Linked DNA regions of Homo sapiens: region 1 is linked to region 2. A link is an interaction called in ENCODE POLR2A ChIA-PET data of the cell type or tissue named here. Cell type or tissue: OCI-LY7. All regions are shown on one strand. Links, peaks and the distances in the headings refer to the core of each region. The heading gives the core; the rest is flanking DNA. Region 1 overlaps SPECC1L (sperm antigen with calponin homology and coiled-coil domains 1 like). Region 2 overlaps ADORA2A-AS1 (ADORA2A antisense RNA 1).

Evidence for each region. Peaks named below come from ENCODE experiments on the same cell type or tissue, not always from the same donor. Only the 100,000 strongest peaks of a DNase experiment are listed, where the experiment ranks them.
Region 1: POLR2A ChIA-PET joins it to region 2 with 6 read pairs; 2 of 35 experiments call an interaction of 5 or more read pairs at or near these places.

The regions. Positions count from the first base shown.
Region 1 is chr22:24,339,311-24,342,225 of GRCh38, reverse strand. All of the region lies in intron 10 of SPECC1L (sperm antigen with calponin homology and coiled-coil domains 1 like), which reads right to left. All of the region lies in intron 10 of SPECC1L-ADORA2A (SPECC1L-ADORA2A readthrough (NMD candidate)), which reads right to left. Among named protein-coding and RNA genes, the nearest start is that of SPECC1L, 70 kb to the right of the region's middle. RefSeq lists an enhancer at 2,558-2,915. In OCI-LY7, for the core only: no CTCF peak of the experiment used is centred there; no DNase peak of the experiment used is centred there.
Region 2 is chr22:24,449,418-24,452,332 of GRCh38, reverse strand. All of the region lies in intron 3 of ADORA2A-AS1 (ADORA2A antisense RNA 1), which reads left to right. Among named protein-coding and RNA genes, the nearest start is that of ADORA2A, 23 kb to the right of the region's middle. In OCI-LY7, for the core only: no CTCF peak of the experiment used is centred there; a DNase peak (open chromatin) is centred at 1,472; H3K4me3 peaks cover 461 bases.

The sequences.
Region 1 (2,915 bases), core at 144-2,643, 110 kb after region 2:
ACATTTTCCTGCTTCTTCATTGTCTAGTAATTTTTTATTGCATGCCAGATTATGATGGAGTCTTATATTTTGCTGTATTCCTTTAAAAATTATTACTTTGGCAAATAAGTACACTACTGTATTAGTTACCTATGCTGCATGACAAATTACTTCAAATCTTTAGTGGCTTAAAACAATCCATTTATGATCTCATAGTTTCTGTGGGTCAGAAAGCTTAGCGGAGTGCCTCTGGTTCAAGGTCTAGCACGAGGAGGCAATCAGGTTGTCAGCAGGGCTGCAGTTATCTCGAGGATCGAAGATCTGCTTCCAAGCTCATCTACATGGCTGCTGGCAAGCTTCAGAAGATCTGTTCCCACACTTCCTAATGTGGGCCTCTCTGCAGGGCTGGCTCACAACATGGGAACTGGGATTCCCTGGAGTAGGTGGCTCTAAGTGATAGCAAGAGGAACATTCAAGGCAGAAGCAAAGCTTTTTGTAACGATTTTAGCAGTGATAACCTTATCCCACCACTTCTTTTGCTTTGCCATATTCACTGGAAGCAAATCACGAGCTGCAGCCAACACTCAACAGGAGCAAATTACACAAGGAGCAACTACCACCAATGGGGGATCGCTGGGGAACATTTTAGAGGCTGCCTACTATAGCTACTTAAGGATCTCCTTGGTCCTTCTGCATCTTATTTTTAAAGATCTTTTACGGCAGATCTAGAATACTATTTACTCTGAGGGTATTTAGTTCTATGATACTTTCAGGTGTGGTCCTTTAGGAGTCTATAATGAATGCCATCTATTCAAAGAGGTGTCTCCACAGCGGCTGGTGGGAACTCAAATGATTTCCTGCCCTAGGTGAGCTACCAGAAGTGTTTGTGTGATAGCTCCCTGTTCCTGGAAATTGTTCCTGGAAAATTATTCTTGCGGGGCTGTTCCTGGAAAATTATCCTTGTGGGGTTTCACCCAATGCAGGTGCAGGTTGGTATTCAGGAAAAGACTCAAAGGGATGCCTACGCAGATTTCTATACTCCTTTCTCTATGCAGCTCCCTCCTCCCAGTATCTGCCCTGCAAATTCGAGCAGTCGCCTTCTCCTTGAATGTTGATTTGTGTCTACTCAGATCCAATTGGTTTTCTCTTCCCTGCTCCATGTAGGTTCATCTTCCCTGCACCACCACCTGGAAATTGCCTCCAGGAAAAGACTGTGGGCCACAGTAGGACTTACCTCATTTTAAAATTTTTGTTCAGGGATCACAGTTACGTACAATGTCTGAAAATAATTGTTTCTTATATTTTGTCCATCTTTCTATTAATCGTTGTTTGTGATGGCAGAATAATCCAGCCTGTTACTCCCACATAGCTAGAAGTAGAATTCCTACCCAGGGAGTTTTGAAAAACTAACAATCCCAAGCTTAGGCCCCAGTCCCCAGAGATTATGGTTTACCAGGATGAGGTCTGGGAATTTTACCTGTTTAAAAACTCTCCACATGATTTTTATATACGATTAGGTTTGAGACGCACTGTACTAACTAATCATGTACTAAAAAGCTACTGAATGTAGCTCATAAGTATTAGTTTTTTGCAACTTGTAGAAATATTTTTCACCTCCTATCTTTACAAAGATTTACAAAGTGATGCCTCATACATTAAACGTCAACTGATAAACACCACTTAAAGTTCATCTTATTTGAAGTTTATTACATTTGGCATCTTTATTTTGCTTTTATCTATATTTTCAGAATTTTAGATGAAGTTTGATTAATAGAGAGCACATAAAAAAAGCATTAAATCAGCTGCGCACAGTGGCTCACGCCTGTAATCCCAGCACTTTGGAAGGCTGAAGAGGGCAGATTGCTTGAGGTCAGGAATTTGAGACCAGCTTGGCCAACGTGGTTAAAACCGTCTCTACTAAAAATACAAAAATTAGCTGGGTGTGGTGGTGCACACCTGTAATCCTGGCTACTTGGAGGCTGAGGCATGAGAATCACTTGAACCCAGGAGGTGGAGGTTGCAGTGAGCCGAAATCATGCCATTTCATTCCAGCCTGGGCAACAGAGTGAGACTCCGTCTCAAAAAAAAAAAAAAAAAAAAAAAAAAGGTCATTAAATTGGTGGAACAGTATTCCCTTCCCTTCTTTTTAAATTACGACATAATGTCAGGCGTGGTAGCTCATGTCTGTAATCCCAGCACTTTGGGAGGACCAGGCAGGTGGATTACCTGAGCTCAGGAGCTCAAGACCAGCCTGGGCAACGTGGCAGAACCCTGTCTTTACCAAAAACACAGAAAACAGCCAGGCATGGTGGTGCACGCCTGTGGTCCCAGCTACTTGGGAGGCTGAGGTGGGAGGACTGGTTGGGCCTGGGAGGCAGAGGTTGTGCAGTGAGCCGAGATCATGCAACTACACTCCAATCTGGGTGACAGAGGGAGACCCCGTTTCGGGGTAAAAAAAAAAGGACATAACATCTTGTATATACATGCAAATGCAAAGCCACGAACTCACAATATAAATGCGGAGGGAGCACACTAGTAAACACAGCACAAATGTCTCAACTCGAAAATGCTCCCCAACACCATTATTTTAGGGAAGAGGTGCAGCCAGGGCTACCCTTTATCACAGGATAATGGGGTTTAGGCAATGTTTCCTTTGGCTACTCTCACCTATGTGGAAATACTCCGCCTCAACTATACTGTCCAAAAGCGGCTGAATAAAATGCACAATGAGCGGCCTCTTGAGCACTACTGAATAGCCCTCTGCCCCGCTTCTCATCTGCATTCCACAATGGCACGGAGGAGCAACTTTTAAAACTTGTTTCTAATGTATCAATAATGACCTGTGCCGGACCTGTTACAAAACAGCCCTCATGAATCATGCTTCTCTGAATTCATGCCTTGTGCACCCCTTCCACTCTGAATCGCAGCTGCCCTGT
Region 2 (2,915 bases), core at 301-2,800:
ATAGAGTCTCCCTCTGTAGTCCAGGCTGCAGTGTAGTGGCGTGATCTCAGTTCAGTGCAATCTCTGCCTTCTGGCTTCAAGCGATTCTCCTGCCTCAGGCTCCCGTGTAGCTGGGATTACAGGTATGTGCCACCACAACCAGCTAATTTTTGTATTCTTTAGTGGAGATGGGGTTTCACCATGTTGGCCAGGCTGGTCTTGAACTCCTGACCTCGTGATCTGCCCACCTCAGCCTCCCAATGTGCTGGGATTACAGACATGAGCCACCGTGCCTGACCGAAAGAGAAGGCTTCTATTTCACCATTGACTATGGTGTGTTCAGTGAGATGTTGAAAAATATACTTTATTGAGTTAAGAAAATGTTTTTATATTTCTAGTTTGCTAACAGTTTTTTCTATGATTGGGTGTTGACTTTTTTAAATCAAATGCATTTTCTGCATCTGTTGAGATTCTCCTTTAGTGTTCTTTAACTTATTAATATGAATGATATTGAATGATTATCTGATGTGAAACCATCCTTGCATTCCTGGGATAAACCCTACTGGATAATGATTTATATATTTTTTTGTACATTGCTAGATATGGCTTGCTAATCTTTAGTATTTTATATCTATGTTCATTAATAAAATTGGCCTCTAATTTTCTTTTCTCATACTGTCCTTATAGGGTATACAAATGTAAATATACTATTTTTAATAAGAATTAGAGTCATTAGAATTAGAAGGGAATTTAAAGAGCATCTAGTCTGATCTCATCATCTTATAGTGGAAGACACTGGAACTCAGAGAAAGGAAATAGCCTTTCTAAAATCATACAAAATTAGAAACAGAGTTGGGACTAAAGTGCTTGGCAAAGCACTTGCATTTCAAATTACTTTCCCATTCATGATCTCATTTTATCTCCACAACAGCCTTGCAGGGAGGGTAATGCTTATTGTCCCCATTTTATAGATGGGCTAACTGAGGTCCAGTCACTGAGGTCATGACTTATGTGACCTAGCAGAGTTGGGTCCTAGACCCCTCCAAAATTTCTTTTGTTCTGTGCCCAACCCCACTGACAGAACCACTTATCTGCCTGAAATGAAGGGACCCACTGAGTCATGTATCTAAAATTAATATTTTGTAAGAGTCCAGCAATATTTTCACAGGCATGTCAAATGGATGCCCCATTTACAGATAACCCTCAATGGGCAAAGATGAGGGCTTTATGGTCCTTAAAGGTCCTTGGTGGCCAGGACACTGTGGAGGCCAAGATAAACCACTGGTCTCTAAGAATGTTCTTTGGTATATAGAAGGCCAGGATCCTTAAATGCAGTCTTTCTAAATGGGGTCAGAGTACAAGACCTTAAGATCCTGTCCTCAAAATTTCAACAGAAAGGGGCTCCAGTTTCTCTTTGTCCCCTCCCCCACCCTCTGGCCACCACCCACCTTCCTCCATATCTCTCAGCAAGCTGCTTCCTGCATCAGCGCCCTTGTTTTGCTTGTGCTATTTGTGTCTGCTTCTAACAGCTGGCCCCAGCCTGGCAGCCCCTAGCTCTGAGGATTATCCAATTATCCCATTAGCCCAGCATGTCCTTCCTTCCTCCAGAGCTATTAGCTCCCCATCTCCCTCTCCCTCTCTCTCTCCCTGGGCTTGTCCATAGCCTCCCTTGCTCCTTCCCTAGCCAGGCCTAGAGCTGGGTGGGTCAGCCCACAGTCAAATAGACTCAGAGAATACCAGAGCTGGAAGCGATATGTATCCACTGCTTCATCATTTTGCAGGGAAGGAAACCCAAAGTCACATGACCAGTTAATGGCAGCAGAGAACTAAAACCCAGGTCTCTCGACCCAGTCAGTGTGCCTTACCAAGTGTTGCTATGCTTCGCCCTAGGATGGAGGAGATACCATCCCCACTCCTCTCTCTGGGATTCAAATTTATAGTCTTGGTAGGAAAATAGAACATACACTGGTGAAAACCAGCACATTATTCAGGCGTTAAGTCATAACTTAGCAGCAGAAGAGATGTCATCAGAAGCAGGTAACAAACTTCTGGTGCGTGGGACAGGCATGCATCTAAAGGCGCTCAGGAAGGGGAAAAGAGGATTTCAGCAAAGTCTCCCTCCATCTTCATGGAAGAGACGGCTCTTCAGGTGGTCCCTGAAGCATGGGAATTGTCTAAAGTAGGGGAGTGACAGCATCCCAGGCAAAGTGGCCTGCCTGAGAGACAAAGGCAGGGAATGGGGTAAGAGGATGGTAGACAGTTCAGTTTGGCACAGTGAGGAGCAGGGTAGTGGGTAGGAAAGTGGGTGGTCAGAGACAGGCTGGAGGGCAAAGCTGTGTCCTTGAATGGCCACAGAAAGAAGGTGGACTTGATCTGCTGCATATTTAGGGTCCACTAAATGTTTTGGAGCAAGGGAGGGACATGGCTGATGCTGTGCTTTGGAGATATTAATCTGACTGCTTGGGCTGAATAGATTGCGGTAAAAGAGATCAACAAAGAGGTCTGTTTGGAGTGTATTCAGGTTGGTAGAGATGATAGTGCCTCCGCCAAGACCATGACTTTGAGGGGTTACTGAGGGGTAGAGTGGATGGAACAGATTCCAAAGATGTTCAGAAAGAATTAACAGAATGCAATAGATTGGATTTGGGAAGATAAGGAGAAGAGCTCCTACTAATAGGATTAGGGAAGTAAGAAGTGGCCACAGGAAGTATGGGGTAGGATGGAGGAAGTGGATGAGGACCCTCCCCAGCTTCACCCTCTGGCACTCCTTGGGTGAGAGCATTTTGTAAAGTTGGCAGAGTTTGCTTAACCCTGGGCTGCAGGATGCCTTCTCTACCCTATGTCTCAGCCCCTCCAGGCTTCTCTGCTGGATGTCCACATGTTGACCCAATAAATCATCATGGTACCCTCCCCAGATGGCAAATGTCCTTCACTTG